Linked DNA regions of Homo sapiens: region 2 is linked to region 1. A link is a loop called in an ENCODE intact Hi-C map of the cell type or tissue named here. Cell type or tissue: dorsolateral prefrontal cortex. All regions are shown on one strand. Links, peaks and the distances in the headings refer to the core of each region. The heading gives the core; the rest is flanking DNA. Region 1 holds the start of FRMPD1 (FERM and PDZ domain containing 1). Region 2 overlaps FRMPD1 (FERM and PDZ domain containing 1).

What was found. Peaks named below come from ENCODE experiments on the same cell type or tissue, not always from the same donor. Only the 100,000 strongest peaks of a DNase experiment are listed, where the experiment ranks them.
Region 2: a loop joins it to region 1, with 3.0 times the contacts of the local background. A loop is called at or near these places in 3 of 110 quality-filtered maps.

What each region holds. Positions count from the first base shown.
Region 1 is chr9:37,643,255-37,659,076 of GRCh38, forward strand. FRMPD1 (FERM and PDZ domain containing 1) reads left to right here and starts at 7,700. Exons shown (of 16, transcript NM_014907.3): 1 at 7,700-7,840. RefSeq lists a silencer at 7,572-7,841. In dorsolateral prefrontal cortex, for the core only: no CTCF peak of the experiment used is centred there; a DNase peak (open chromatin) is centred at 7,786; H3K4me3 peaks cover 2,017 bases; H3K27ac peaks cover 455 bases.
Region 2 is chr9:37,733,517-37,744,496 of GRCh38, forward strand. FRMPD1 (FERM and PDZ domain containing 1) reads left to right here. Exons shown (of 16, transcript NM_014907.3): 11 at 1-83; 12 at 214-309; 13 at 2,036-2,218; 14 at 3,580-3,727; 15 at 6,562-7,368; 16 at 10,873-10,980. Among named protein-coding and RNA genes, the nearest start is that of TRMT10B, 15 kb to the right of the region's middle. In dorsolateral prefrontal cortex, for the core only: no CTCF peak of the experiment used is centred there; no DNase peak of the experiment used is centred there; H3K27ac peaks cover 908 bases.

The DNA.
Region 1 (15,822 bases), core at 3,740-11,739:
TCTTTTTTTCTATTATATTTTGGTTATTGCTTTGCTCCTTTGTTATTTTTTTCCTCCATTTGGTACTATTATTTGCATATCTTCTAGATATTTCATCAATGTTTTAAAACCCTCTGACTCATAATTTCTATTTCTTTTTAATTTTGGTTTGGTACTGTGGGGTAGTTCTCCTTTTTCATCTTTCAGATCATTAAATCAGTTTTCAGTGGTGTTCATTACATTTTTCATTTCCACAATTGCAAATTTAAAAAATTGTGTATTTAACTTTCAAAAACAATTTTTCCTCATTTTGATCATTTCTTTCTAGTCTCTGCTTGAATCTCCTTACATTTTTGATTTTAAAAAGTTAGTTTTTCTTCTATTAAATTGATCTCAATGTGATTCCTCTCTTTTAGTTATTTGTCTTGGTTGTGCTCCTTCAAGCTATTGACTCCCTTTAAATAATCTCTGATCTGCTTTGGCTACTTATATCCACAAGTGGGTAAGTTGGGCTTTTGTGGCCTCTTGGGTACAATAGTTCAGCGATCATGAAAGGAAAGAATGATGCTTCTCCAGTGGCCTGGTGGTGAACAAAGCTACCTGGCTGGGTCCACCAGGCTGAGGTGAGGTGGAAGAAGCTTTTAGGATCTTTGGACACTCCCAGAATTAATAGGGTGGGGTTGCGCTGCTGTGTGCCATTGTGTAGTTTGCTTATTGCAAGGGCATCTGGTGGAGAGGATTAATAGGAGCCAACATCCACTTGCTGAGCTGTGTACCCTAGTGTGGAGCTACATTGGCCCAAAGGAAGGAAGCATATTTTCTCATTTTCACAAAGGTATCTGAGAGGGGAAGCTTTTTTCTAACCCACATAAAGATGCTGTGTGGGCTAGGTGTGACCCTGAAGGGATAGTTTGGTCCACCTGTGACATTCGGTTCTACAGAGGCAGGTCTTGACAGAGTCAGGGGTCTTCCCACAGAGCTATTTGCAGGAAGTGGGCAGGGACAGTTCTTCCTCTCCTGTTGAGAGGTCCTGCTTAGTTGGGGTAGCTGGGCCCCTCAGGTAGCCCAGGATTGAAAGCCTTCACTGCAGACTCACTAGCGAGGCTGACTAGTTCTCAGGCTCCTGGGCCTTTGTCCTTCTTGCAATGGTGGACGGTGTGGCAGCAACACCGCCCTTTGCCAATCCTGCACTGCGATTGTCTGTGTGGGATTGGGCTCCAGCTATAGGCAACAGTGTCCTATGCCCCATTCACTGTATGGCTCACAATTTGGGTCCCCTCAGCAGGGAGCTGGGTAAGAGAAGGGCTTGGAAGGTGGCCCCCCATCTTCAGAGAAGCCCCCTGGGTAGGCACGCTAAGGTGATTTAGGAAGTTTCTCTATAACACAGTTCTAATACAGCCATCTTTCCTCCCCAACAATAGAGCTCAGTTTCCCAAATAAACCTGAATCTGAATCCCATTTACCAGCTCTGTGACCTCATACCAGTCGCTTGAATTCTCTGAGCTTGCCTCAGTTTCATCTGTGAAGTGGGGATTGTCATGTGTGTCCTGCCTAACTCAAGCAGCTGTTGAGAGAATAAGATGAGATGATTGCTCTGTTTGGTGTTTTACAAACTGAAAAGTCTATGCAAAAGTAAAGAGATGAAGAAAATAGTGCTAGAGAGGGTGGCATCTGCCCCCGGGGGCTGTGGGGAGCACGGTGGTAGTGGGGAGTTGCAGTCACCCAGCAGATGCAAAGCAGAATGAAGCCTATGGGAAGTGGCCAGATGTAGTTGTCAAGACCAGGGTAGGGCCACACTTGATGCTGGCCACAACCTCAAGACATGCCTTCTTCTGGGGAGCTGATCTCCCAGGAGCTGAGCCAGCAGAAAAAAAAAAAAAAGAGAGAGAGAGAATTTTACAAAAGAGATAAAAAGGCAGGAGTAATAGATGCTGAACCCAGTCCTATCTTTTCAAAGCTGCCTCTCAAAACACTGAAAGATTTATCACTTAAGGAATGAGATAAAAATTCATCTGACAAGAGACATAAAGAGCTTGAATATTTTTTAAAACTTGTGATAATCATTCCCAATTCTATACAAATATCTTATTGCCTTCCTCTGTTTCTAACTGAGTCATTATGTCCATTACATTAGCAATAGATTCGAATACCAGTTTTATCAAGGAGCAGAGAATGCGATTAGGAACAGGAAAAGAAATATAAGCAGACAAGGCTTAGATGAGAGCTAAGGAATAAATCCAGATATCAGACATGTTTTCCATCCTCCTGCCCTACCACTAAAAAAAAAGGTAAAAATAGATCATCTTTGAGAGAACGACTATGATAAACAGTCAAGCAAGGTCTGGAGGGTGTTGGGAGACTGATCTCTCTTCACCAGTACACAGATAATGAACTTTCTAGCTCAACTCCCTATTCTTAGTATTATACAGTGAATTGGACAATTCATTTTTAAGAAGTGAGCAGTGAATGTCTGCTTCTGTGTCCTAGAATCTTGGGAGTAAGAACATATTGTTTTTCTGTCAAATTTTCTCTCTGTAAAGCAACAATCTAATTGTCCCTAAGAGGTAATATAATCCTCATGATAATCACCCAATTTCTTTTGCCAACAGCAGTACTTCTCTTTGTGACTATAACACTTTAGCTTCCTTAATCTCAAAGAATCATTTGGTTTAGGGCTCAGGGAACATTGGTTGTCATCAGGTATCATTGCCTCTTCTTATAGAGGAGTAAAGTGTAGCTCAGAGAGGTGAGGCGATTTTCCCATAGCCACATAGCAAGAGAGGGACAGAATTAGGGTCTAGAACGCTAGGGCACTGCTTTTCTACAAGTAGCTCAGCAGAAGTGCTGGCATAGATATCAGAGAGGGCTATTTTTAATAACCCTCTCGCAGTACTCCAGTAGTCCCTGAGTCTTGGCTCACTGAAGCCTTGATGTAACTGTCTCATTATATTTCTGCATAAGACCTTGAATATTAAGAACATACAGTTTATGTGGTGTAATAACACTCTCTTAACCAAACCGTTTCATCCCCTATCCAATGTGGATTCACTTCAGAAGGCTTAAGTCTGTAGTAGGCACTCAACAATGTTGACTGAATGAATGAATAACCACTTAGAGGCCCATTAAGGAATCATGTCGTTTTAGATCTGAAAGAGACCTGGAAGGTCATTCTGGTCCCATTCCTCCATTCTGCTGAGACTTGAAGAGTGAGGGGACTTGGTGGCAGAGCACTCCTAGAGCTCCTTTCCCCTCTGCTTTCCATACAGTGTTCTTTCTTTCACCCATACTACTTCTCATTAATTTGATCTGCAGGCATTAAAATTGCCAATTTACTTGTGTTCAGGTAAACAAAATAAATATTTCTAACATCGAAAACACTTAAAAACATTTAAAAACACTACTCCATAGAAAATGACAGGGTCGAGGTTTTTTTAACCATAAGGAATTTGATCATTCTGAAGAAGAACAGAAACTTGTCCTAAATCACTGCAGACAGTAAAGCTGAAATTTGAAGCAGTAAATGATTCTATTTTGGGAACAATAGATATGAGGTCAGGAAGAGTTAGGCATTCTAAGAAGGAAATTGTATAGAAAAGCACTATTAAGTCAGCTCTCAGAAGTATTTGAGTGCAAAGGAGATTGATACAGGTAAGGGGAAGGTATGGGCACTTAGCAGATGACAAATGGCATACTCATTGCCATAGAGAAAGCAAACTTTTAGCTGAAATGGTACTTATGGGAAATAAATTTGAATCTCAGATGTTTGAGTCAGGAAGTCTCATTAGGATGCAACACAGCTTGTCCTTATGGGCTATTACATGGTGTCACTAAAAAAAGGAGAGACTCAGAGAGGGACAAGGCACAACCACATAGCAATATGAGAAATTTCATTCTTGCTATATCTTGTTCTATATTAATATTAGATCATTTGATGCTATCCTCTCACCAAAAATGACTCTTCAGAGTGACAAAAACAGAGATTGAAAGTAATCTAGGCCAGGCACGGTGGCTCATACCTGTAATCCCAGCACTTTGGGAGGTCGAGACGGGCGGATCACAAGGTCAGGAGATCAAGACCATCCTGGCTAACACAGTGAAACCCCGTCTCTACTAAAAATACAAAAAAAAATTAACCGGGCGGGGTGGCGGGCACCTGTAGTCCCAGCTACTCCGGAGGCTCAGGCAGGAGAATGGCGTGAACCCAGGAGGAGGAGCTTGCAGTGAGCCGAGATCGCGCCACTGCACTCCAGCCTGGGCGAAGAGCGAGACTCCGTTTCAAAAAAAAAAAAAAAAAAGTAATCTATATCCAAATGACAGCTGTTAGGGTAAAACTTGAGAAACATATATACTTTATTTGTTGATTTATTCATTCATTCAATAAATATTTATGGGATTATAGGAAGGCAAAAATAAATAAGACATTGTATTTCTCAAGAAGGTCTCAAGAAGACAGACGTGTAAACAAATCATTGTAATGGGTGTGCTGCGTGCTTTATTTGCTGTATGCTGTACATAAGTACAGCAGAGGCTCAAAGCAAGGACTGGGAAGAGTTCATGGAGGACAAGATATTTTTGACCAGGATTTAAAGGAAGAAGAAGTTTGTCCAATAGGTTGGGTTAAAGGTTAGAAAAACAAGGAAGCAATAATAGCTTATGTAAAGTATTTAGCAGTATAGGATTTAGAATTTCATATGAATCCCAGTGCAGCTATTTTAAAGCTGTGGAATCTTGGGTAAGCGACTTTACTTCTTGGAGCCTCAGTTTCCTTCTCTCTGTAAAATAAGTAGGGTAATCCTCACCGCATATAATGATTAGAAGCATTCCTAATAGTGCTGGCTAGCAAGTAATGAATGCTGTTTCGTCTCCAGGAACTCTTATTTTTTAGAACACTCCTAGGTGGTAGGTATTCTTATTATGCTCCCTTTGCAAAGGAAAAAAACCAAGAACTGAGAGGTTATGGAACTTTTCCAAAATTACATAGGTTAAAAAGCAGCATTGGGATTTGAACCTAGGCAGTTTGGCTCAAGACTACATTTTTTTTTAACACTATGTTATGTGTCTCTTATTACATAAGGTACCCTAAGAACATAAGGTGTTTGGTGTGCAGGTGTGGGGTGAGGTAGAGATGGCGCCACACGGGTAATAGGATCACTGTGGATTCACGTGATGCTAAGGAGTTAAGACTTTGCTGCACGATCAAGAAGGAACAATGGAGGTGTCTTCAGCAGGAGAGTCACTGGTCAGGTCTGTGGTTGAAAAAGATCACTGGCAGTATGTGAAGGATGAAAATAGGAAAGACTGGAGGCGGTTACTACAGCCTTGGCAAGAAATGGTGAGGCTCCAACGAAAGCAAGGGCGGCAGGATGAGGGGGAGGAGACATGTGTAAGAGAAGTTAAGGAGACAGAGTTGATTGGACTTAGTGTCCAGTAGAGTATGAAGGCCAGGAAGAAGGAAGAGTCTAGACTGTCCCTTTGGTTTCTAGTTTAGGTGCCCAGAGGAAGGAAGTGCCACTACCAGTTGAGATAGGGAAGCAATGCAAAAGGGGTAATTTGGGGGTAAGATGTGGGTTTGGTTTTGGCTGTGTTGAGAGTGGGGCACCTGAGGGACATTTAGGCGATGTCCAGCAGGCAGTTGTGTCTCTGGGTTTGGAAGACAGAAGGTTTGGCTGAAACCATGCAGCTGATAGAATTGCCTGGTGAGAGTGAAGGGAGAAAGGCCAAGGAGGGACATGAGGGCAATGGTAAAGGAGGCTGAGGGGCAAGAGGGACCAGAATGAGAATCTGAGGAGAGCGGGGTTAGGGGCTGGGTCCGGCACCTAGAGAGGCTGACACTGACGCAGGTAGCTAGGAAATGGAGGGGGACAGGGCAAAATTCCATGGGGAACATTTGTACTCACCGGACAAGAGAATAGTTCTTATCTTACTTTCTGACAAGTGCTATGCTTTTTGGTGTTTAACTGCCTTGGAGAGAGTAATTTGATGATTAATCTTTATCTACAAAATAATTTTTAAAATTAAACTTTATTTTGAGAAAATTGTAGATTCACATGCAATTGTTAAGAAATAATTCAGAGAGCCAGAATACTTGATTTTTAAAAAGCTTTCATTATTTCCACTATGGCTTCAGAATCTTCCACCCTTATGGTGCTTCTGTCTCCTGGGGCAGAACTTTGTATACTACAAAGACGGGTGAGGAAAGCAAAAGGCTCACTCAGCCCGTGGATCTGGGTGGCAGAGGGCTGGGGCACTGACAGAAAAGGGAGCTTTGGGTGCAATTACGTAGGAGGTCTTTCAGCGATGGAGCCACTCAGGAGTTTCTGGATGGACTCCTGGATTTGGAAATGAAGGTCACAAAGGAGGAGCACCTGCCTTCATCCAGACGATGTTGGCTCCAAAGTGCTGCTAGTCTTCCCCCACCGCCCTTGGATGAAGGATGCACTTGTTAACATCTGCCTGTGCACCATCCCCAGAATGATCTAACATCCCAGTCTGATGGTGCCTCAACCCTACTCAGAACTCCTCCCATGAACCTGCCAGTGCACTGGGAACACGGTGCAAACTCCTTGACCAGGAATTGGCCCCTGCTGACTCCCCTGCTTTATGTCTCAACTCCTGCCACTCCCTCTGTGGGATCTCTCTCATCTTGGGGTCTTTGTTCCTGTGGTCTCAACCTGAAAGGCTCTCTCCACACTCCTCCCTTTCACTGGCCAATTCCACTGGCCTTTCAGGTTTCCATTTAGAGCATGCCCTCTCCAGGAGGCCTTCACTCAGTCAGTGCAGGCCTGAGTGGTGCCCTTGGCCCCGTGGGATTGGGTTATTGTTACAGGAACTGGACTGTATTTTAATAGTCCTAGACTGTACATTCCATGAGGACAGGGACTGCTTTATTAAAGGTGTATTGTATCTCCAGTGTCTAATGCAGGATATGGACCTCGTAGGTGTTCAGTAGAGTTCAGCACGGAAAATAGTGCACAGACACATGCATTTGGGTATCATGCTCAGAGAGGCGGTAGGACCAGAACCAGGGGAGTGGGTGAGACGGCTCAGGGGGTCAGAAAAGGGCTGAGTGCAGAGTCCCAGGGCGCTCCGGCATTTTAGAGCTTCTGGTTTGAGGAACCCTCAAGGAGACCGAGGGAGTGGCTGGAGAGGGCCGAGGAAAGCTAGGAGAACACAGTTTCCCAGCGCGGAAGGAGTTTACAGAGACAGGGGAGGTGGTCCACAGTGCCTACCGTGGGCCCACGCTCTCCCTCTCCCTTCAGCCGAACACCTGCGGGGCGTGGGGGTCAGGGGGCGAGTCCCCCAGGGCTCCCCGTAGCTGGGGCTCTTCCTGGGGAAAAGGAGGCGTGAGAAGGGGGTCGTTTTGGGAACTCTTCTGGGTTCCAGTTCTGGCCCAACCACCGCTGGTCCGGGTGACCTTGGGGAGTCCCTTTCCTCTCCCAGCCTCAGTCTCCCCCCTGGGTACTCAGCGGACGCTGCGTGCCCCGGCGGTGAGCTGAGGCAGGCGGCGGAGGCAGGGCCCGGGTGGGAGCGGGACCGCCCACTGCGGCGGGCCGGGACCTCGGAGCCAGCGGAGGCGGCGCGCGGGGCTCCTCCCCCGGGGCGGGGGTCGCGGCGCCGGCAGCTGGCGGCCGCGCAGCTGCAGCCTCAGCACCTGCCGCCGCCAGACGGCGCGGGCGCGGCCCGGCCCGGCCAACCCCTCCGGCTGCAGCCTCGGCGCGGGAGGCGGAGCCCGAGCCGAGCCCGAGCAGCGCTGCTTCCCGAGCCTTGGCCGCGACCGTGCCCGCCGCTGGGCGGGGCCGCCCTTCTCCGAGAGCGTCAGCCCGCTAGGTCCTTGTCCGCGCGGGCGGCACCTCCTCTGCAGGTAAGGGAGGGGTCCTGGCACCGCAAAGTTTTGGGGAGACGGCCTGTCCCCACACCCCGGGCCTGCGCCTCGGCTTCCTCCGCGCCGCCCTCCGCCTGCACCACCAGTCCCGGGTGACCCGCGCCCGCCTCCGGTCCTCGTGTCCCCAAGCCCGGCTCGGGGGCGCGTCCGTGGGCTAGCTCAGGACCTGCCATCGTGAACTGTTTGCACAGTAGCGATGTGTGCTTAAGTTTCCGAGATCTGCATGGTGTAGTGAGTGGAAACAGCGGCAACGCGGGAGGGGGAGAGACCTGGGTTCAGGTGCGGCCGCGGCCAGCGCCAACTTTCTGAGTGACCTCAGACCAACCCTCTCTGTCCGTCCTCGATGGCCACACCTGAACCAGAAGGGGTTCGCCAGGGACGATCAGCTGCAGTGCCAATGCCTGTGTTGTCATTTTTTGAGTAGAGGGGCATCCCTGAGTGTCTCAGCTCCAGAACTCATTGCGTGTGGAGAGGAATGAGCCACAGAAGTCAGTCTCCAGGGTCGCGTCGCTAACTTGCAGCAGCTTTGACTGAGCTTTAGTGGGGGCGTTGAGTCAGCCTCGGGAAGCAGGGGATGCCCCTAGGGTTAGGAGTCAGGACTCTGGCTTCTGGTGGCTCCTCTGCCATACACCCACTGTCTGTGTGACCTTGGGCAAGTGCCCCCTGCTTTTGCCACCTATAAAATAGGGTGGAAGTCGTGTTCACTAGTTGTTCGCTGTCTCTTTCAGCTGTAAACTCTGGAGAAGCGGAACCTCCGGATCTCTGCATTTAGTCAGTTTGGGTGGAGGCAATATTTCACCAAGAATCCATCTAGCACTTGCAAATGAACGTTTAGAAAATAAAGGAGGCATTTGCAGTTTGCTTTGGAAGTCCCAAAATAGACATGGGGAGGATTGGTGAACGCTCAGTTCGCCTTCTTCAGTGCTTTGGACCGTCATGAAATATTCAACGACATAATGATTTGTTTTCAAAGTGGCTTATAGATCAGGAAGCGTTTCTGTTTGTGAGTCGGTTATTTTTGTAAAAACCTCAGAATGGTTGTTTGGGAAAAAAAAATAATGCACTGTTCTAGGGGTCCTGACCTAGAGGCCAGCATCTACTTGTTTCTAGTCTAAGATGATGGTTGAGATGATTTCCAATCAAGACAATTTCGGGCATCCTTTGGTCGGTGTTGAGTATGGGTACGGTTAAGGAGCCAAGTTCATCTTTTCCAGGACTGGTGCATTCTGGCACAGTCACAGCAAAACAAGCACGAGGTAGTTAACTGTGATATGCTAGAAAGTGAAATTTATTCTTTTGCCCAATATCTTGTTCCCCTTGTGCTGCAATTAGTGGCTCCCCAGTGTGTGGGTGAAACGCATTACCACGAAAGGATTCTCACAGAAGTGATTTTATGATTTTATTTCCTTCCTCGACATCCTGGTTTTAAGTTTCTAGCATTATGAAATCAGAGAGCTGGTGAGGGTGTGCTTGGTGACCAGAGCAGAGTTGTGGTACCTAAGTTTGTCTTTCCTGAATGAGACCCCATCCTTGAAGCTAATTTGTCCAGAGCCTTTTATCTCTCTGACGCATTCAAATGCCACCAGTCTTTTCCCTCTTCATTCTCTATTGGTTCATCAAGCACTTTCTCACTACTCATTCGAGAGGACACAAACATGAAAATTACCAACAGGCCCTACCCTCAAGGAGCTTAGGTTCTGTTGGGGAATAGAGAGGCTTGTGCCACAGGATCTTCATTGTGGGCTTTATCGCCTGGGATTCCTGTGAACACTAAGGAGGGTGAATTCCAAGTGGAGATATTGGAGAAGGCTTTACAATGGAAGGTGGAGGAAGAAGAGGATTTCAACAGGTGGTGAGGAATAGAAAGGCTATGTGTAGGTCAAGGAGCTGGTACGAGCAAGGAACTGGTGAGAGCTGGGAGAGCATGAGACAGATGAGAGCAGTGAGCCTGGTGGAAGCACAGAGAAGGCAGAGCACTTCAGAGACAGGGCAGCGGGAAGAGGCTCTGGAGGCTCTGAACCTGGGCTGGAATCCTCGCTGGCTGTGGAGTATTGGGCCTCCGAGCGTCACTTTTTTAATTCGTAAAACGGGAATAATAATAATTCCAAACTCACAAGATTAAATGAGATCATGTATAACAGTGTCTAATAGGATGTTTGCATGTAATAGGTGTTGGATAAAAGTCAATTCTTTTTATCAGAGGGTTCATGGGCAAGCTGAATAAGTGTTTGAAGGCACCATTGGAGTAAATAGTGCTTTTGGTTTAAGCATGTGCATTGATTTAGAACCTCACCAGCAGCAGAGAGTTCTTGTGACAATGTGATGTGTCCTCGAGGTGCCTCCTGATTCAAGGGGCAGGGGCTTTTTGTTATTTGGAAGGTGTTCAGATCAGATACTAACATCAACAACAGGCAATGCCCTGTAAATACTGTTAGGTGGTGGGAGGTCACAGAAGGCTAATCAGAAGGCTCAATCCCTGCCTCACACAAGCTTATCACTATGTACTCAAGGACCCAGATTGGTGGGGGAGGGGGGCAGATTTGACAGACACAGCTCTAAATATATCAGCTTTGTCCATATAGCTGGGAGCGGGGTACTGGCTCCCTTCTGTCTTAGATTTGCAGTGGTCAAAGAATAGGATACAACCTGGGTAGCATAGTGAGACCCCATCTCTACAAAAAATTTACAAATTAGCTGGGTGTAGTGGGTGTGCACCTGTGGTCCCAGCTACTTGGGAGGCTGAGGTGCTGAGGTGGGAGGATCACTTGAGTCTCACTCGAGACTGCGGTGAGCTATGATCAGGCCACTGCACTCCAGCCCGGTCAAAAGAGTGAGACTCCATCTCTAAAAAAAAGAAGACAGAGGGTGAAGAATAACATTGCAATACCTTATGACCCTGTGTAGCACTATGTAGCATCTATGGTACTGTCCTTCATTTTTTCAATCAATGGTTGTTCATAGAACACCTGCTCTCTGCCAGAAAATTGTTCTAGGTGCCTCGAGAATACATCGGAACAAAAGGCAAGGTCTCTACCTTCCTGGAGTTTATATTCTAGTTGGAGAAAATAATGAAGAAGTCATTACATAAATAAGGTAACTACAGGTTGTGCCAAAGGCTGGGAAGAAAATAAGTGGGGAAATGTGGGAGAAAGTAGTAGGAGTGGGACTCCATTGGAGGGTGGTCAGGGCAGGCCTATCTGAGCCAGTGAGAGCCACAGGAGAGAGGGAGCCAGTCTTGCCTGGAGCTGGGTGAGGGTCAGTGCAGCAGCTCTGTATCTGTAAGAGGTAGGGTAGTTCTGTGTATGAGAATGCAGACTCTGGGGCCACACCACCTGGATTTGAATACTTGCCCCTTGGCTAACTAAATATATTCCACTATCAGGTTATTTAATCTTCTGAACTTCAGTTTTTTCATCTGTAAACTAGGGATAATAACAGTACCTCCTTGAGAGGGTTGTTGGATAACTGAATGAGTCGATACATGTAAAGTACTTAGAATAGTGCCAGTTATGTAGTAAGCACCAAATAAAAGTTCAATTGAGGGTGAGAGAAGGAGGAAACTGTTCCAGGCTGAAGGAACAGCAAATGCTAAGGCCTGGAGGCCTGAAGGGGCTTGGTGCATGTACAACTAGACAGTCTGTGTGCACAGGTATTATCCTCACAGTTATCGGGGAGACTCAAGAGCAGGCTCTCTGCCCCTTCAATACAGAATTATATATTTTAGGAATTTTGAAGAAATGACCACCCACAGCACTTTTCACTTGCAGGATCAGGCCGAGTGGTGTGGTGAGCTGCTGCTGCTGCTGCTCCTGCTACAACTTCGGGGACATTGCACAGTAGACCCTTCTTTAGGATCTCTTTCCCTCCCTCCTTCCCTGCCCCCGGAGGTGCTCATTGATGCATAAAGGGAAAGCAAGAGTGGAGCTGAGCCCCTGGTGCCACCAGCCCTGGTACCAAAATACTGGCTGTGCCCGCTTGCTGCGGGGTACCCTTCAGCCATCATCCCCTCCTCCTCCCAAGCTGGAAACTACAGCAGGGGAGGCTAATTGTCTGTGCCTTCTCCCTTGTTCCCTCCTTACTGAAATCTACTCAGTAAGGACCAAGTGACCTTGCCCTGTAAAGTAACAGTGACCAAGCCCTGTTATTTTTACTTCCAAAATCTCTCTCAAATATGCCCCCATCTTTCCATTCTCTCTGAGCATCAGGCTTCAGTGCTCTGTACTGTAAAGTGTGGCTCTGATCTCATCATGCTCCTCCTTAGAGCCTTTCAGTGGGTCTTCCCTGTATGGATACTGAAGTCCCGAGTCCTCAGCCCAGCAGGCATGATGGGCTACCTCCATCCTTTCTCTCACACCCCCTCCTCTGCACCATGTCCCCACTCTTTTTTTTTTTTTTTTTTTTTTTTTGAGATGGAGTCTTGCTCTGTTGCCCAGGCTGGAGTGCAGTGGTGCGATCTCGGCTCACTGCAACCTCTGCCTCCCGGGTTCAAGCAATTGCCCTGCCGCAGCCTCCTGAGTACCTGGGACTACAGGCACCTGCCACCATGCCCGGCTAATTTTTGTATTTTTTCGTAGAGACGGGGTTTCACCATATTGACCAGGCTGGTCTCGAACTCCTGACCTTGTGATCCACCCGCCTCGGCCTCCCAAAGTGCTGAGATTACAGGCATGAGTCCCCGTGCCCAGCCTCCCAACTCTTAATCCCCCTAGCCTCAGGTCTCTAGGCCTTTGCTCCCCCGTCTAGCCCCTCTGTCTAGCATGTGCTTTAGCCTTGGTGGTCCTGCCTATGCCTGAAGGCTAAGCTCAAATCCTACCACCCTTAGGAAGCTGTCTTCCAGATCCCCTCATCCCAGGGATTTCACTGTTCCCTGATACTTGGTACCTCTCATGGAGAAGTCATTACTGTCAGCCTTGAAGGATTTTGTGTGCGGTCACTTGTGTATGTGGCCACAGCTCATAGAAAGCCCTTGGGAGGGCCGGCACAATGTCCTTCATCTTTCTACCCCACAACCCTTTTCACAGAGCCTAGCCCTAATGCAAGCTTGATAATGGTCTGTATCGGATTGACAAAAGCCTGTGATTTTCCCGATATCTGAAATGGTTTGAGTCAAGCCAGAAACATGAGGCTGATGCTTAGGGGTTGCATATGGTTGTCAGCTGAACTCACTCGTGGCATTCTGATCCCTCAAGATGTAGCTCCTTCATTTGATGATGGGTTGATGCAACCTCTAAGATGAGTCTGAGTTTTGAATTTAGCTTTTCAGTGTGCCTATTTTAAAGGAATATACTGTGTAAAATTTGAACCTTGAAGCTTTTGACAATCATTCTTTATATTATAAAAGCGTTCCTTACTGTAAAAAAGATCAGTATAGAAAGCTTTCAAACACCAAATATACCTATGCACTTAACACCAATCAATGTATAAAATTTTGGTTTATCCACAGCTATTGTAGTTGTACTTTTACTGTATCCTGAGATATACACTAAACTTAATATATGTTCATGGAAGCAGTACTAACAGTGGATTAAATTTGTTTTGGTAATTACAGATTACATTATACAGGTTTGCAAATCTGAGACTTTTTTTTTTTCAGTTAACTATCTGCCTGAAGGACAGTGGGAAGCCGGACTAGGTGCTTGGCAGATTGATATGAGGGCAGAAGCCATTATTTTCATTAAGTGACACAGTGTTTTCAGGAACTCATCTGATGTTTAGAGACCTTTTTGCCAGCAGTTAGAAGTGGTTTGGGCCACCAATCCTTTCCCAAGCTGGCTGCTAAATGGTATGTGGCCTTAATATTAGTTGTTTTGGTGAAAAAGAAAAAAAAAAACACTAATTACAAGTTGGAAAAGATAAGATGGTAAATTTAAAAGTTCTTTTGACCTCTTTCAAGGAATGATCTGAGAACCTCAGCTGCTTCAGTAAAAGGGTGATATGGCAAAATTTCAAAATCCTGAATGGAAAGAGCTTCAGAGGAATTCATCTGGATGCAACAGTGCATCATTCTCTGAGATTTTTGACTTAAGAGAAGACAGATGTGCAGGCAGCTGAGAAATGCTGTGCTTCCTGTTCTTTGAGTATCTAGAATATAGGGTGTAGGCTACAGCTTGTATTAAAACCAACGATAACAATCCCACCTCCCCTGCCAGTTGAAACCCCTGTCTGATGCTGACTTGTAACTATTCACATGTGAAGCTTCTGAGTTACTGCTTTGTTGTTTTCTTTGCTCCAATGTAGAATTCAGAAGGATGCAAAAGGAAAAACAATTATTAAAGACGAGGATGGCATTTATTCGTTCTTATAAAAATAATTTATTTAGTAGCTGCAGTCTCTGTTCTCTCTGGCTTTCCCTGGAAAAAGACACCACTCCAGACTGTCCAGGGCTCCCCTGGTACCTGTGAATGTGCTGTTAGTTCCTGGTCTGGTTAGAAGATGATGTCTCTGTGGAGATACATACTTGGCCTCTTTCTTTCTCCCTGGGGTGAGGGACATTTTATGTATAGGAGATGGAAGAATAGACGGTCTCTTTCTCAAGCTCATTCCTGGTTATTTTCAGTACTTAGCTCTTTGCAAAAACTGCGTAATAAGTGTCTTAGTGAGAGTGTGCCTTGTTTATGTGCTGAAAACCTAGATTCACACATATGTTTCCAGATATTTTAGCTACCAGCATAGACCCTCAAACAAGACTGCCAGCTCCGGAGATGATCAAGTACAGCCTTTGTGTGGTGCAGGAATTCCCCTAGCATACCCAGCCTCCCTCTGCTTGGACCTACCAACCCCCACCACCTTCCTATTCCATCCTCAGTTGGCTCTGGTTATTACAAAGTTCTTCATTATTCCAAGCCAAAAATCTTCCTCTCGGCAATGGTTGCCCCATTGGCCCGATCCTGTCCTTTGAAGCCCCACACACAAAAAATCCATTTCTTCTTCCCTATGACAGCTAGTTAGGCCACTTGGACCTTCAAAGACAGGGATCAGGCCCCCACATCTTCACTTCTTTAGGCAGAATGCCCACTTTATCTGGCCCCCTGAAAAGCTAAGAATGGGACACCGCTGTGCAGGTGGGGGTCTGATCAGCCCAGACAGGAGCAAGCCCACTGCAGCCTCACTTCGGAATCTATATTTGCGTTAGCACAGCCTGAGGCCAGTTAGGTCCCGGTGGGTCCCCCTTCTGAGCTGTGCACTGGGCCACTACGGAACTGCATGCACTTTGGCGTCAGAGAGACCCGAGTGTCCTGGCCCAGTGGTTGACGTGGGGTCGGGTGAGTGAGCCCCCTCTCTGGGACTCAGATCCCTCATCTGTCTGACTACTTCTTAGGTGCTGTATTTTTTCCTGTAAATGCTGTAACAAATCACCTCAATCTTGGCTTAAAACAGCAGAACTGTGTCCTTGAACAGTTCTGGAGGCCAGAAGTACAAAATCGAGATGTTGGTAGTGCTGCTGTCCCACTGGAGTCTCTAAGGGGAATCCTTCCTTTGTCACTTCCAGCTTCTGGTGCCCACTGGCATTTCTTGACTTGTGGCTGCATCACTCCAGTCTCTGCCTCCCTGGTCACGTTGCCTCCTCCTGTCTGTTTCAAATCTTTGTTTCACTCTTATAAGGACACTTGTCCTGAGATTTAGGGTCCATCTGGATAATCCAAGGATAAGCACGTCATCTAAAGATCATTAATTTAATTATAGGTGTAAAAATCCTTTTTCCAAATAAGATCACATTTACAGGTTCCTGGGATTGGGACTTGGAATTATTTATTTATTTATTTATTTTTGAGACTGGGTTTGGCTCTGTCACCCAGGCTGGAGTGCAGTGGCATGATCAAGCTCACTGCAGTGCTGATCTCCTGGGCTCAAGTGATCCTCCCACCTCAGCCTTCTAAATTGCTGGGACTATAGGCGCACACCAACTGGCTAATTTTTAAATTTTATTTTTAGTAGAGATGAGGCCTTGCTATGTTGCTCAG
Region 2 (10,980 bases), core at 6-8,005, 87 kb after region 1:
GAAACATGAAAGGCAAAGACATCAAGAAAGCCATTAGCTTCCACATGAAGAGGAACCAGAATTTGCTGGAACCCCGACAGAAGGTAATGAAGGTGCCTCTGCCGACCCACTCAGCTGTCGTCTGTGAAACCTTAGGAAAAACATTTTCAACACTGCCTGGATTTTAGACCAATGAATAACTCTGACTTCAAGTGTTTTTTTTTCTCTATTAAGCAACTTATTTCTGCTGCCCAGCTACGTTTAAATTATCTACAGATCCTCGGAGAACTCAAGACATATGGTGGAAGAATCTTTAATGCTACTTTAATGGTATGTATTAGAGAACTGTGAAATCCTACTCACGTAAGGGACCTTAGAGATCCTCTGAAAATCAATGTGTCTTTTAGCCTAAAATTCCTGAGGACTCTGTCATGTACTAGAATTTGTCTGGTAAACTAAATAGTACACCACTGGAAAATATTTACCACGCGTTTGCTTGGTGCTACCCCTGTGATAGATGCTAGGGGAAGCAGGGCTGAATAAGATGTGATTTCCGTCCTTGAAGGATGAAACAAGCTACCCAACAAAATGAAGCAAAGCCATGAGACAGGTTCAGGCCTATTGCTGTGGAGTTTGGAGACAGAAGGTAGCACTGCTTGCTTCAGGGTAAGTATAGGGAGGAGAAGGGGTTAAGGAAAGAGGCAAGAGGAAGCCTGAATTTGGCCAGACTTCAGTAGAGAGGAAAAGGCATTCTGGGTCAGAAGGGGATGGTAAGCAGTTCACTCTGGAGCTTTGGGTATATGAAGGTGAAGAGGAAAATTGGAAATCATGAAAGAAAAATAAGAGTGTTTGACTGCCAAGCTGAGTCTCTGATTGTTCAGAAGGGAGGAATGAGGGGTGGGCCTGAGAAGAGAAACGAGAAGCAGAAAAGCCCTCTGCTCTCTTCCCATTCTCCTGCCTGCTTCTTTTTGGAGCCTAGGCCTAGAGCTTGTGCCTTTCAGCAGTCAGTGTCTCGGGGGTATGGTTTCAGAGAGCTTTCCTCCAGCACTGTCAGCCCCAGGACTCTGCAGCACAAAACCAATTTACAATTAGAGTGGGGTTTTAAAAAAATATTAACCAAAATCCTTTCAAAAGATTTGGTATGCATCTCAGTCATTTACAGTGATGGGCCAATGTAATCAGACTGCTAACCTAACAATGTAGATGGAAGAAGAGAATCAGTGTTTTGAAAGAAAGGAAGAGCATCAGATAGTTAGGGGAAGGGGAAACACAGATGGATTCTTCGTTTAAGTAGAAGACCCAAAAGGTGGGAAAGAGACTAGATCACAGAAAGGAAAGTTTTGAAGGTACAAGAAAAACTTCCCAATTTTTCTAAGGGCTAATTCTACCCTCTCCCAGCTGTCCAGTTCCAGTCCCCAGTCTCCCTTTACCTTTCTTGTCTAAGGAAAGAACTGGTAGTGGGAGAAGCAACCAGCTACATGGAACAGGTTCAGGGTGCTTGCTGGGCACTGCGGGTTACAAATAGAGATAAATGCAGACTCTGTTGTCAAGAAACTTAATGTGGAAAATGAGACTTAATACAAATAATTAAAATAAGAAGTCATAAGTGTTCAGTGCTAGTAGAGAAGTAAGAGGAAGTGGTACAGAACAACAGAGAGGAAAGGGAGATTTCTGGCTTAAGGAGGCTGAGATCAGGCAGATGCTTTCCATAGGCAGTAGGTTTTGATGTAAGCTTTTAAAGAAGGATCAGGATTTAAATGGGAAATGATGGCAGGGAAGGGATTCAAAGAGCAGGAAGATAGGTACATAGGTGTGAAAATACAGATGTGTTTATGGCTGTGGCTCAGGGCTATATTGGAAAGAGTTTTGGGGAAATAAATTTACACTTTGATTTAGCTGTTGATGGGGTCCAAGTTAGGCAATAGTCTGGAGGAGTGGTGGTTAGGATCCAAAGTAGGAATCAAGGAGTTTGCAGCGAGAGGTATTATTGCTTACATGTGAAATGTATTTTCACTCGCTTGCGAATGGAGACTAATTCCCCTTCCACCCTCTGCAGTTACAGGATAGAGAATCCTACATTGCCCTTCTAGTTGGAGCCAAGTATGGGATTAGCCAGGTTATCAATAGCAAACTCAACATCATGTCCACATTGGCAGAGTTTGCAAACATCAGCCGTGTAGAGCTAACGGAAGAGTCTGAGAAAGTGAGCGTCGTCAAAGTGTATCTTCAGGACGTCAAGGTAACACAATGGGGAGAGATTCTGAATTCAACTGCTGGAATTTGGGGCCAAATAGGGGCCAGGCTAGTTTATATGAATTTTAAATAATAATAAAGTCTAATGTCCAATATCTGCTTAAGAGGACGAATTGTCCATCCTGTTCTATCAAACGGAAAGTGGTAAATGGTAAATTTTCCTGAAGAGGTCCTAAAAGGTTTTTTTGCACAAACTGAGATGGACCATGTGCTTTCCTGTTGGATTTAGAAACGTAGATGGAGAACACCAGAGGATTTTTTTTTTTTTTTGAGACAGAGTCTCACTCTGTTGCCCAGGCTGGAGGGCAGTGACACGATCTTGGCTCACTGCAAGCTCCGCCTCGTGGGTTCACACCATTCTTCTGCCTCAGCCTCCCAAGTAGCTGGGACTACAGGCGCCCACCACCATGCCCGGCTAATGTTTTGTATTTTTTCGTAGAGATGGGGTTTCACTGTGTTAGCCAGGATGGTCTCGATCTCCTGACCTCGTGATCCACCCGCCTTGGCCTCCCAAAGTGCTGGGATTACAGGCGTGAGCCACCGCGCCCGGCCCACCAGAGGATTTTATCACATGAATGGGACCAGATTGCTGCTCAAAAGCTTTGAGTGGTGGGCATTAAAATGGGTAAATAGTGGGCCCGGTGTGGTGGCTCACGCTTGTAATCCCAGCTACTTGGGAGGCTGAGGCAGGAGAATCACTTAAACCCAGGAGGCAGAGGTTGCAGTGAGCAAAAGATTGCACCATTGCACTCCAGCCTGGTGACAAGAGCAAAACTCTGTCTCAAAAAAAAAAAAAAAAAAGGTAACTAGTGCAGGGTACCTCCTGAGCCTCTCTCAAAGGTCTTACTTTTATTCTGCCCTCCTTTGATTTAATCCCAACATACTCAATATTGGTGCTTTATTCTTATCACCCTCTCCCTCATTCTCCACATGTTCTTGCTCCTTTTTCTTTTTTAAGTTCAGTCTTGCAAGTCCCTCTGCAGGAATGAACAGGGTGGGATGGGGCAGTTTGGATATGGCGCTGGGGTAGAGGATGAGGAGTCAGAAGACACTGTATAGATTGGGTGGGAAGGACCCACTGTGTGTGAGTGAGTGTGTGAGTGCGTGAGAGTGTGTGTGTGTGTGTGTGTATGTGTGCGCACACACACACGCGATGGTGTCTGTACGAGTACATGCATGTCCTCATTTAAAGCCTTGCAAGTGAGGATATGGGGCACCAGGAGACCTACCTGTGGACCATGGCCGGATTTACCTGGAATCTCTCGTTGGTCCCACATGGCTTTGTTGTCAGTCTTCAGACTGTCCCTTGGTCCTTGATAAACATGAGATTTCTATTTGCTTTCAAAGGTTCTGACTTTGCTGCTGGAATCCAACAGTGCAAAAGACCTAGCCTGCCTGATTGCTGGGTACTACAGGCTGTTGGTTGACCCAGTTACCTCCATTTTCCTCTGGCCTGGAAACAAACAACAAGCGCACCGGGTATCTGCAGAAGAAGGTGAGGCACTGAGTCTTGCCCCAATAAGGACAGGCCCCTTTCACTGGCCTTGTAGGTAAGGGCAGCCTAAAGGGAGGTGGTGAATTGAATTGAGCCGAGGCTTCAGCTCAAGTGGATGAGAGCTATTTCTCTGTTTATTTCCTAGTAAACAATTGATCTTTCATAAATACTAAACAAAGAAGCTTTCTTTGTATCTGAAATTTTCCTGAAACCAAGGAATGCTGTGGAAGAGCTCTAGTTCCCTGCTGTATTTCCTAAGATTGTCTCTCAGATCCACTGCATTTTATCATTATTTCTCAGCCAGGCATTGTGGCTCACGCCTGTAATCCCAGCACTTTGTGAAGCTGAGGCAGGTGGATCACCTGAGGCCAGGAGTTTGAGACCAGCCTGGCCAACATGGTGAAACCTCATCTCTACTAAAAATACAAAATTAGCCGAGCATGGTGGCACATGCTTGTAATCCCAGCTACTTGGGAGGCTGAGGCAAGAGAATCGCTTGAACCCAGGAAGTGGAGGTTGCAGTGAGCCGAGATCGTGCCATTGCACTCCAGCCTGGGCAACAAGAGCGAAACTCCATCTTAAAAAAAAAAAAAAAAAAAAAAAGATTATCATTATTTCTCATCAAAAAGAGATGTCACTTATTTGTTCAGGAAGTAGATGACCTGGCTTCTCTTCCTTACCTATGCACTCTTTTGCAATCTCTTGAAGTATAAAAGAACTTCTCTGCAAGGCAGGTAAGACAGTTTCCTAGGCCAGCTCCCAGTTTCTGCCAGGCTTTTGCCTCAGCACCATTGATGCAGCATGAACCTAGGGCTGTGCTGATAAATGCTTAACAACTCCCTGCAGAGGGACAAAAACAGTTTGAAGGAATTGCCCAATTCCATGGTGTCAACATTCTCACGATGGGTAATTTCAGGCTACCACGATATGATGATACCATGATGAATGTGGAGATGGGAAGAGGTGATCAATAGCACACCACTGTAGAGTGTTTCCTCTATATGGATAAAGTAGAAATCAGCTCAAGAGAATAGGTACTAATACAATAAGTAAAACAGTTAGAAAGTGATGAGTTTGGAGTATCTGTTACCTTTGTTTTTATTTTTATTTTTTTTAGAGGCAGTCTCTCTCTGTCACCCAGGCTGGAGTGCAGTGGTGCAATCTTGGCTCACTGCAGCCTCCACCTCCTGGGTTCAAGTGATTCTCCTGCCTCAGCCTCCCAAGTAGCTGAGATTACAGACACCTGCCACCACGCCCGGCTAATTTTTGTACATTAGTAGAGATGGGGTTTCGCCATGTTGGTCAGACTGGTCTCGAGCCCCTGACCTCAAATGATCTGCCCACCTTAGCCTCCCAAAGTGCTGAGATTACAGGCATGAGCCACGGCGCCCAGCCTGTTACCTTTGTTGTTACACAATGTATTTATGAACGAGGGGTGACTCCTCAGAGTCTGCTCAGGGAGACAACGCAGAGTGGCAACAGGGCTGTTGTGGAGGGGTTGTGGGGGGGACTGCTGCTGCCTGTCAGAGAAAGTTCTCTAGAGGAAGAGGTATTGGAAATAGATCTTGAAGAACATGCTGGAGTTAACCAGGCACGGAAAAGGAAGACAGATCATTCAAGGCCGAGGGGGCCTGGAGGAATGACCCGAGGAAAAGGCCATGACCTGAAAGGAGCTCTCCCTATGGGTGGCTGGAACGTGGCAGGGAAGGCTGCCATGGGGGACTGGGTGCCTGAGGAGGGGCTGGACCATATTGCAAGAGGGGAAAAGGGAGATGGTGAAAAGAGATAGGAGCCCCACCACGAGAAGGGCAGCTAGACTACAGAGGAGACCTCAGCGCCATTCTGTGAGGGAGACACTAGACTGAAGGGGAGGTGTCAAGACCATCCTGTCGTGGGTACTAGACTGCAGAGGAGGGTTCAGGGCCATCCTGGGAGAGGGGGAAGAGCCTGCAGAGGAGGCCTTAGGGCCATCCTTTGAGGCAAGGGAGGACTAGACTGTGCATGAGGCGCCATGGCCATCCTGTGAGAAGGGCAACAAGGCCATACTGTGAGAGTCTGTAACTGTTGTGGGGGAGGCCAGGCTCTTCCCCGTAAGCAGGGCAGCCATCAGAGGGTTTAAGCAGGGTGTGATGAGGTCAGAGAGAAGTTTGAGAAAGATCACTCTGGAGGCTTACAGGAATAAAGAGATTGCAACCTGGCTCAGTGCTCCCCAGCCTCCTACCATTAATCCTTCCTGAGAACCTGCCGCTGGATGAGTTTTCACTGTCCTACAAAGCCCATAGCACCCATGGATCCAGAAGGCCAGGCTTTAGAATGGTGCCAGCCTAGCAGCCTCGTACTCGTCATAAAATTGCTAAAAATACAGATTCTCAGGCCCCACTTCTAGCGATCTGACTCAGTACATCAGGGGTAGGGCCAAGGATCTGTTGTATTTTTAAAATATGATTCCCCATCTGACTTTGACGCCCAGGCAGGATAGAACTGAGGTCTGGGGAGGGGCTTAGCAAACCTGGGCAGTGCTGCCCACACAAAGAGGAATCAAAGTAAATACCACATTTCCATGAACAGACAGTTCTCCTTGGAGGTGGGGATGGAGTTAATCCAGCCTCCTTTAGCTCAGAGAGATGTGGGACAGGCGGTCTGATAGCATGGGGAGAACATGGAAGCTGGAGTCCCTCGGATCCCGTGTTCGTCAGTATAGGACGGTCTTAGGCCAGCCACCCTCTGGCCCTCAGTTTTCTCGTCTGGCAGGGTTGGGTGGGGGTCAGGGGGCTAGAAGGACACATAGGTAGGAGAATTCTGTTGTGTAACTGTTGCTGTACCCTGTGTTGCAGGCTATGAATCCAGGGCCTGCAGTGACTCAGAGGAGTCCTCTGAGGTGGACTGCGTACTCGAACCTCTCTCTGACAGGCGCCTGGTGAAACTGGCACCCTGCAGATCACTCATAAAGGAGGAGCAGCCTCCTGGGAACAGCCCCACACCTGAGGTGGCTAGGAGGGGCCCCAGCACCTGCGGGGCCAGCAGCACGACAGACAGTGCCGAGTCCGAGGCGTCCGACTCAGCCAACACTGAGAGCCGCGGCTACAGGACCAGTGGCTCGAGTGAGTCCATGGACGCTCTGGAAGAGGATGACTTAGACACCTGCTCCTCCAGCAGGTCCACCTTCTTCCACTTTGGCTCGCCAGGCCTCGCAGAGAGCATTGACTCTGACAGCCAGGAGGAGAGAAGCGGGATTGAAACCAGTGGCTTCCTCTGTCTCCTGGACCTGGCCCAGAGAGCCAACCCCCAGTGCCAGAAGACAGAGTTTTCCGAGAGTGCTGCTTTGGAGACATTTGGCTGGGCACCAGAACTGAGCACAGTCAGGCTGGACCCCAGGCTGTATGAAGGCAGCCACGCTGACTACTACAGCCTGTGTTCCAGTGTCTCCCCGGCCAGCTACCTGAGTGACAGTTCCGAGAGTACAGCTTCCCGGCAAGGGGGAGCCCCGCCAGCCTGGGGTCAGCAGGGCTGGACTGAGGCCCAGCCCAGTTCCATGCTGGAACCCCTGGCCCTGCACCCACCACTGGCCTTTGAGGATGGCAGCTCAGATGAGGAATACTATGACGCGGCTGATAAGCTCACTCCCCCAGGCCCCCCGTCAGGTGAGCCGTCCCTTGCAGGTCTGCAGACACGGCAGGCAGCTCCTGAGTGCCTCCCGGGGATCAAGGCCTGGGGCCAAGCTTGAGAGGAAGGCACATGAGTGAAACAGGGTCCCTGTACACTTCTGAGGAGGTAGATACAGATTCCATGGACCAAATTTTAGGCATCGTGGCAGGCCTGCAAGGGAGGTTCAGACAACTGTGGCAAGCAGATGGGAGGGATTCATCCAACAGTGGGAATCAGGGAAGGCTTCCCAGAAGAGGGGGCAAATGGGCTGGGCCCTGTGGGAGGGACAGAATTTACAAAAAAGGAAAGGGCTTGACAGGAGTGCCCGGCAGAGCGAAGTGGCTATGTCATCACTGATCCTGAGGCTGCATTAAAGGAGGCCTTGAAGCAAGAAGAACCAGACAGACAGGCCGTCTGTGGCCCTGCAAGGCCTTCTGGGGTCCAAGGGACCCTGACATCAGAAGGTAGGGGATCTGGTGGCTGTGTTTCTATCAGGTTCCTCATACATTCCTCCACCGAGAGTGTGGAGGGTCTTTCCAAGCAGAACTGAGATCCTGGCAGGACACACACACACACACACACACACACACACACACACACACACTGCATTCTGAAGGAAACATATTGGAAAAGAGCACATGGATGTTGAAGGTGACCTGCCAGGAGCTGGGAGAGCTGCAGCCCTTGTTCCTGTCTCGGCACTTTCCTGCTGCTCTCTGATCCTCTATTCCCAGACCTCCTGTGCTCTCCCACTGTTCTGGAGAGAAAGGCCAGCTCCTCTGGGAGCCCCATCAGGCCCTTTGAGGCCCTCTGTGACATGGCCTCTGCCTGTCTCTCTCCCTCCTCCTGCATTCCTGCCATACAGACCTCCTTGCCACTTTCTACAAGTGCCTGTTTTTTCCCCCTCCTCCAGCCTTTGCACATGCTGCTCTTTCTGACCGAAACACTCCTCCCCAGATCGTGGCTGATGGTGCCCATCCGTCTATCAGATTCCGGTTGGAATTCACTTCCTCAGAGAACATTTCCCAGGCTTCCCAGGCCAGGGCAAGTCTCCCCATCTCTGTCACATGTTCTTGCATTACCTGGGGCTCTCCCTGTCTGGCACCTCGCACAGCCTGTAAATTACATATTTACTTGTATGATTCTGTGTTGATGTTTCTCTCCATCACTAGACCGAGAACTCCTTTGAGCGTTAGAACTGTGTGTTTCTCACTGTGTCCCCAGCACACAGCGTCTAGCAATTGTTGTTAAATGAATGAATGAAGTCTCCACCATCTACACTGAGTTCAATTGACTGTACCTCTAAGGAAAGGAGAAACCATGGCCAGACTCCTTACTGCTCCCCAAAGTACCCAGACAACCACTTTCCATGCCCCAGCCTTGCCCTGCAGGGCCAGCCATTGTGCCGGGGGGCAGGATGGAAGTGTGGCAGAAACCATCAGTCAGGGCCCTTTTATGGGAGTCTAGTCAGGAACATATGGGGTTCATACCAGACACTGTTTTGTTTTTGTTTTTGTTTTTTATAGGGAGCCAGTGTAGTGCTGAGAAAAGAGCCAGAACTAGGATTCCTCAGCCTGGGTTCTGATTTGGCCCCTGACTGACTATTGGAGCCTCTTTGTCTTTGGGACTTAGAAACTCCTTGGTCGGTGGCTGTCAGTAGCCTAGGGCAGTCAAATGTGACTGGGCATCAGAATCACCTGAGGGACCTTGTTTAAAAACTATAGATTTGGCCGGGCGCAGTGGTTCACACTTGTAATCCCAGCACTTTGGGAGGCAGAAGCAGGCAGATCACCTGAGGTTGGGAGTTTGAGACTAGCCTGGCCAACATGGCAAAACCCCATCTTTACTAAAAGTACAAAAATTAGCCAGGCATGGTGGCGTGCACCTGTAATCCCAGCTACCCAGGAGGCTGAGGTAGGAGAATCACTGGAACCTGGGAGGCAGAGGCTGCAGTGAGCCGAGATTGCACCACTGAACTCTAGCCTGGCCAACAGAGCAAGATTCTGTCTCAAAAAACAAAAAACAAAAAAACCTAAACCTTATAGATCCCTAGGCCCTAGCCTCAGAGATTCTGACTCCTCAGAGATTGTGGGGAGCAGCCTAGGACTTGATAAGGTTTCTAATAGCATACAGCCAGGTTAGAAATGACTGGTCTGACTACCCAAGCTCTCTGATTCTCAAGTGCTAGGCTCTGATCCTAATTCCTTCTGGCTGATTCCCAAGGGTTCTTTACAATAGTGCCTCTCCTCCCAGAAAGATCCATCCTGGGATGCACAAAACTCGATGCCTGTGACAGAGTTGTGGCCCCTTTACATTCAGACATGAAATGGCAATAACGAGCAGCTTCCTTTTAGTGAATACCTAATGAGGCAGAGGCCTTGTGCTGGGTGCTTTATAAAAATGCACTAATTCCTTTAACCTGCACGGCAGCACTGAATGGCACCATTGGCACTAAAAGACTTGGGTTAACATCAGCACAAAGAAAAAGTGTTAGGAAGTAAGATTGTTTATAGAATTGCTGGCAAGCCTGAAGACCTGGGTTCAGAAATAGACAGCAACCAGGCTAAGAGTCTAGTCACAGGATTCCCTACCTGTATTATCAAGCTATTGTGGTTGGAAAGAATGGCTCTGCTTTTTTTTTTTTTTTTTTTTTTTTTTTTTTTTTTTTTTTAATGTCTTTGGGTTTGGAATTCTGGAGAATTTGTAGCTGATTGGCTGGCGTGGACAGAGCATCTTCGTGAACAGTTCCAGCAGACTCTAACCATTGGGGAGATGTCATTCCCTAAACAGAAGTTGAGATGCTGTGACCAAAAGATAATTAAATGGATCTTAGGCATCCAAAAATTTAATAATGTCTATCACAGCTGGGTGCAGTGGCTCAATCCTATAATCCAAGCACCTTGGGAGGCTGAGGTGGGAGGATTGCTTGAACTCAGGAGTTCAAGGCTGCTGTGAGCCGTCACACCACTGCACTATAGCCTGGGGGACAGAGTGAGACCCTGTCTCAAAAAAAAAGAAAAAAAAAAGTCGGCCAGGCGCGGTGGCTCATGCCTGTAATCCCAGGCCTAGGTAGGCGGATCATTTGAGGTCAGGAGTTCGAGACCACCCTGACCAATATGGTGAAACCCCATCTCTACTAAAAATACAAAAATTAGCTGGGCATGGTGGCAGATGCCTGTAATCTCAGCTACTCCGGGGGGATGAGGCAGGAGAATTGCTTGAACCTGGGAGGCAGAGGTTGCAGTGAGCCGAGATCACGCCACTGCACTCCAGCCTGGGTGACAGAAAGAGACTCCGTCTCAAAAAAATAAAAAAAAATCTGTCACAATTATTATCCCCATCTTTCAGATGAGGAAGTTGAGGAGATCAGGATTGAACTTGCTCAAGGTTACACAGCCTAGCCAGAATTTAAACCCAGGAAAGCCCAAGGCCTGAGCCCAAGCTCTATTAACCTCTTTTTTTTGTGCTTTTTAATGTATTTTTTCTTTCCTGACTCCCAGGGCCCAGAGATGTTTCTACTGCAGAACCCAGTGCCACAAGCTTGCAGAATAAGGCCAGCACTTCTAGCCCTGAGAACAGCCTGCCTTGTGGGCCAGATGGAAGACAGC